2 separate regions of the Homo sapiens genome follow, and region 2 is linked to region 1. The links are chromatin loops, found by intact Hi-C in ENCODE. Cell type or tissue: sigmoid colon. All regions are shown on one strand. Each heading gives the region's core, and the rest is flanking DNA. Links, peaks and the distances in the headings are about the cores only. Region 1 overlaps LOC100506489 (a long non-coding RNA gene). Region 2 holds the start of FOXP2 (forkhead box P2).

What was found. Hi-C counts contacts between places; a loop is a spot of excess contacts. Peaks named below come from ENCODE experiments on the same cell type or tissue, not always from the same donor. Only the 100,000 strongest peaks of a DNase experiment are listed, where the experiment ranks them.
Region 2: it touches region 1 in a loop (4-fold over the local background); 2 of 110 quality-filtered maps call a loop at or near these places.

Annotation. Positions count from the first base shown.
Region 1 is chr7:115,678,770-115,681,688 of GRCh38, reverse strand. LOC100506489 (a long non-coding RNA gene) reads left to right here. Exons shown (of 2, transcript NR_187628.1): 2 at 1,318-2,344. Among named protein-coding and RNA genes, the nearest start is that of SNORA25B, 99 kb to the right of the region's middle. In sigmoid colon, for the core only: a CTCF peak has its summit at 1,566 (motif pointing right); no DNase peak of the experiment used is centred there; H3K27ac peaks cover 130 bases.
Region 2 is chr7:114,413,544-114,416,462 of GRCh38, reverse strand. FOXP2 (forkhead box P2) reads right to left here and starts at 1,648. Exons shown (of 17, transcript NM_014491.4): 1 at 1,103-1,648. In sigmoid colon, for the core only: no CTCF peak of the experiment used is centred there; no DNase peak of the experiment used is centred there; H3K4me3 peaks cover 2,500 bases; H3K27ac peaks cover 1,200 bases.

The DNA.
Region 1 (2,919 bases), core at 111-2,610:
TCTGTATCTAGTAAGGTAATTTTCACATAGTAGTTTCTCCATAAAACAATTGGGGATTAAATAAATATTCTTCTTATTTGGAGATAAAAGTGTATGTAACTCTTATACGTTGGGCTCTGGAGAGCTAGCTACTTTGGCATATGGATATATGGATTGAAGCCATTTCCAAACCTTCACTAAATCATTGCAGGCTTTTTATTTTTTATTTTTCTTAACATAGAAGCTTTTATTCATTTTGACCATCATTTACTCAAAGAAGCCTCAGGAAGCCACGGTTCTCTTTCTACTTTAGTGGAGCATTAAGTGGTCTGTTTCAGTGTCATGAACCTGGCTCCATGTCCTGGCCTATCTTCCTCCTGCTGTCCCCATGGCCTGTTCTAATTGTCTGGCCTCACACAGTCATGGGCCTTGGTTTTGTCTCCCTGGTAATGGCCACCCATAACCTGACATGTATTTGCTGTTTTGCTTCAATGAGGATGAGAGCTCTGTCTTCTCCCCGCTAAGCTGTGTTCTGCCTTGTAAATTAAAATGCTCCTCCCATTGCTCAGTCCTGGGATTTGGTGCTAGGCAGCCCCTGCTGCTTAAGGTAATTAATGGATCCTTGGGGCCTACACCTGTTTCTGTGCTTAACGCAATTCAAGGCAGGCCCTTCATTATCAACTGAACACAACTGTTGGAAATGGAAGCAGAGAACTCTGTAGTTGAAAGCTGCTTCCAAATGAAGAGTACATTAGCACCGGGAAGCACTGCTCCAATTGAGCTGATCTGCCTACCACTCACTTTTCAGTGATGTGTGCTGTTTCTCATTCATGTTCAGATAGCTACTCACCAGAGTTATTCAAAACTTAATTTTAGGACTGAGGTGCGTCTTAGTGCTTCTTTCCATATCTGCTCCTCCTCTCGGCAAAGACCTCTGTCACTCATACTGAGTGCCATATTTACATGCCAAGATAAAAACCACACACTCACACCATCTAAGAAGGAAAGTGTATTTTTTCCTTTCAGCAGCCAGATTTTAAAAACAAACAAACAAACAAGCAAAGCAAACAAAAACAAAATCACAGCTGCTTATCCCATGATAAAATAATTGACTTAGCAAAAAGACAAGAGATGTAGTTAACTCAAAATTGTTTTCTTTCAGAGTGAAAGGCATGTTACCAGTATCCAGCTACTCTAACTGTAGTACTGGATAGCTTTCATTGTATACATTTTAGTGTACTTTAATCAACTTCAAATTGCAATGCTTAGAAAAGATTATTTTTATTACATATTTTGTGGATTGATAGTGATAGCTAATCCACTGTGTTTTTGCTTCAGCCCACTATGAAAATTGGATATTGAATCAGCTGGGAAAATGAATTCCTTACTGAGCATTTCAACTTAAACTTGGGTTCCAAGTGGATTAAACAGATGATGTTGTAACACTGTTATCAGCCTGACAGGAAATGCATAGAGACACCAGTCCTCGTTTCTTAAAGTGGAGGAGCCTCAGCTAGCAAATTGCCACTTATTAGCTTGTCTCACCTATAAAAGAGCCATGGAAGAGAAGTGCAAGAGAACTGAAGTGATTTCCTGATGACAGCAGGGGGTGCTCTCACTAGACTGAAGGACAGATACATTCTCAGAGCAGTAGGAAAGGAATAACACATTGCCTTACTACGACTCTATATGAGACTTTAGAAGTGCCTAATACCTGCCTGGAGCAAAAGAATTAATATGCTCTATTCCACGGCTCTGCCGTCTTCAACTTTGATAAATACTTAAAAATGTATTTTTGAAAAGTCATTAACTTCTGGAATATAGGATTCAGCCACCACACTTAGAATGTGTGAAACTGTGGTGCAATTTGTAACAGGATGTACACCACATTTTTAATCAGGGAATTGTGTTTTTTAAAGCTAAGAGACCTGTAGTGAATTAAGGCATTTGGCTCAGCCAAACATTCCAATCACGAAACGATCGAAGAGGAAATCTATAGAATCTTATTATAAACTTACAAAAAGGATAACTGTGGGTCTCGGCCATAAACTGAAGTAATACAGATGAACTGGACACATATGTTGCACAATAGGTGATTCAGAGCAATATAGCCTATGCTGTTTTATGATATGGAAAGCAATCAAATCTTATTTGCAAAAAATTCAGATCAATTGAATTTTAATGAGAAGCAGGTGCTGGAGTGTAGCATCCACAAAGAATTCTGGGAATGTTTAAAATTAGTCCCATATTTGCCAGGAGACAGTTGGGTACATAAACTTTTTTATTTCTTGATTCATGGGTCTATTCGGACTGTAGATTGCTCTGCCATTCTGAGTTCAGCAATTTGAATAAATTATGCTGAAAATCACTTGGTGGTTCATTTTGTGTGAAATTATATTTTCGCTGGAAAGGTTAATTTTGAAGGGAGCTTGAATGGCTGGAAATTGTGCAGCTGGGGAGTCTGCATGTTCAGAAGGCAGCAGTTATTAAAAGCGATTGCATTTCCTCCCAGATTTCTCCTGAGACCAGAATCAGTGGAGATGTTAAACCTTGCTTGACACCCCAGTTGGATAATTGTGGGTGTGGGAGCTAATCAGCAGAAGATGTCTCCTCAATTTAAATCTTGTCAGTTAGTCAAGATTAGGGCTTCCTGTACCGAGCACCATTAGGTTGGTTGCATATCAATGTGCTTGGAAAGATGTCCACAAAGCCCAACTGTAGCAGTAAGAAGTTAGTGGACATCAAAGATTGAGAAATTAAGCCACACCACTCCATAAACACAAACTGGAGGGCAAATTGGCAAAAACAAAGAAAAAAATAGATCCATGGGTGCGTATAAAAGCAGTATTATATCCACTCAAAGAAAGCAAACATGTTACCTAATCTTAGAAGTCTTTATGGCAGGTATGGGCAGCAATATCAAGCCAAAGCCACAAATGA
Region 2 (2,919 bases), core at 266-2,765, 1.3 Mb after region 1:
GTGAAAATACATGGATGAAATTTAGGCGTTATTACCTGAAGGTGAAGAATGTCAAACTGGTCAGAGGAAAAAGCTGTTGGTGTTGCAGTAAGAACTTGCTCATGTCACTGGGAAAAGTGCAGCTATCTGTGTCATCCTCCGACTGTGTTTATACTGGCTTGCATCATAAACAAGCTCATCTTCCCTCATAGCTTGTTCATGCATACTTAAATCACCTTGCCCATTAAAAATGTCTCTCTTGACAATTATTCTATCATTTTCAGTTGTCATCAGGCAATTACTGTAGCCCTATGATGGGCCCAATAGGATCCCAGGTTCTGAGACGCTTTTTTGAAGCAGACAGAATGAAAAGTGCAGAAATGGTAATTTATAGCCCAGCCAAGCTACCTTTTTAACTGACACGAGTATTAAACTATCACACCTATTTGAAGAAATATAATGCAGTTTCTAAAAATTACTCATCAATTCACAATGTGTATTCCTGGAAATATATATATTTCTTCACAATCAGTGATTTGAAAAAGACCCACCAACCAATTTTTAATAAAATCATGAACATGCATATAAAACTACAAAGATCATCTGAGCCCTGACTCCTTTCATGTTTGTACAAGCTTAGCAAAAAGAGTTTCCCCTTTAGCACAAAATAAACATCTGCTCTACACAGCACGGCACAGAGAGGCACCCAAACGTGTGGTCAAACTCCCTTTTCAAAAACTTGCGCCCTGACACATACTGGGGCATTTACTAAAAGCAAGATGACATGGTTATTATCAAACCATGAAAGCAGGAACCCTGTCTTTATTCTTCTCAAGATCTTGCAGATTTTTTTTTAATACAAAAGAGGCCTTCTTTATTTGCTGTCTTTACTAGTGATAGCTTAAATCTACATTACGCTACTGACAGATCAAAAACAGTTCCTGTGTCTGGTCTCCCGGCTTTTCCCTCGCAAACAGATACAATGCTCTAGTTCATTTCAATGAGCTACAGTCTCAGAAAAAAAAAAAAGTAAAGCAATTGCCAAATCTACCAGTAAAGCAATCGTAAAATCCCACCCCTCTCTAAACTCTTACAGATATTCTCTTAGCAAAAAGTAACGTACCTTCTCTGGAAATGTTAGAGCAAACTTCCCGGTTTCAACTTCATAGGAGTTTGTTAAAGAGATGAAAAATTAGGAAGATTCAAAAAAGCCAGCACAGAAAACAGTATAAAAAGAAGGGAAAACTCAGAAGCTAGCTCACTGTCAAAGCCACCATCAGACAACTATTTACAGCAGTATTTACACTACTGTGAGTACACCTCTGCCCGATCACGTCCCAGACTGATGGCATTTTGTGCTGGTAATTAAAACAAATCAAGCAGCTCTGTGATTGTTTTGGCGTCCGTGGACAATCGTACACAAAATCAGCATTTAATCACTAGGGTATGTCTTTGGTGTGCAACGTGAGGGGTGACAAAGGTTCAAGACTGAGCCAGCATGCTTACCATAATCTTTCTAAAGTAAGTGCTTCATTTTTGTGTGTGTGTATGTGTGTGTGTGCATGTGTGTGAGTGTGTGAGTGTGTGTGTGAGAGAGAGAAAGACAGAGAGAGAGAGACAAAAGCACCAGTTTGAGTCTCTCAAGTCCTCGGTTAGCTTTCATGTCTGTGATAAATACACTTCTTGCTTCCCTTATTAGGACAAGCTTACCATTATACACTGCACTTTTGGTAAAGCTCCAGTGCTCTGCAATTTACAGCCAAAGGAAGTAGTTTACAAAAATAAGCAAACCCAAGACAAGCATTTCACAGCCACAACATCAGATAAGCCAGAAAGAAATAATCTTCAATGCACATCAAAACCACTTCACAATGACAATTTGTCCAAGCAGATGTTAATCAAGCTTCAGCCTTTGAACACTAGATACCATCAATTACTAACCTTAATTGAAATCACAGTTCTCCAGCTTCTCTGCCAGCATATTCAGAGGATGATGTATTAAGATATTTACAGTAAAGTAAACAATGCATAGTTGCAATGAAATGGAAAATTTTCAGCTAATGGTGTTTGTCAATCCTTTGTCAATTTTTCTGCCTGCCACAGATGTTTTCTTAGCTGTTTCACAAAAACAGGAATCAACTAGCAGAGAAGAAAGACTTTCTCTCCCCCAGGAAAAGAGTACAAAGCCAAGTCTGTACACAGCAGATGCAAAAGAAAGTCCATCTGCTACCAGCTCACAACACCACATGGAGTTTTAAGATTTTATACTGTAGGTAGCCTAGCAGGGTTTGTGTGGACCCCATAAGCATGAAAGGAAGAGAAATGGTAGCCTCAAACTGTTAAGGTAAAAACTACAGCTACAGAGACAGAATGAACAACTTACTGAAGCTGGTAAATCAAAGGTTTATTTGCAATAATTTTCCTCCTATTGCAAGAACTGACTAGTTTTTTAGGAGTTACACCCAAGACAGGAACGACACTGTCTTAGTTTTATGGCCTTTAACTCTGGGCAAGACAACTTGAACTCACAGGTCTCAGCTGAACACCATCGTGAGTGGACAAGCTTTAACAGCACCCCACCTACAACTTAATGTGAGACAAAACAACAGTTACTGAACAAAGCACTTCGAAGAGATCTTTAACCGGCCACCACTCCTGCCACTGACTTATCTTGTTTTAGTTTCTTCAGATGAGTAACATCTGCCACTACTTTTGTTGCACATTTAAATACTAAACAGAAGAGGGAAAGATGTATAAAGAAGTACTTAAAATAACTGCTTCTAATAGCCTTTAATACAGACATTTTGGGTAAGTAATTACAGCAAATTTCACATTTCACCTTCAACCCCTGAGGCTGCACTATTTCTCCACCTCCCCTGAAAGGAACTGAAAGCACTTATTCTTTAGCTCTGTGATACAAAACCGTTTAATATTCTGTTA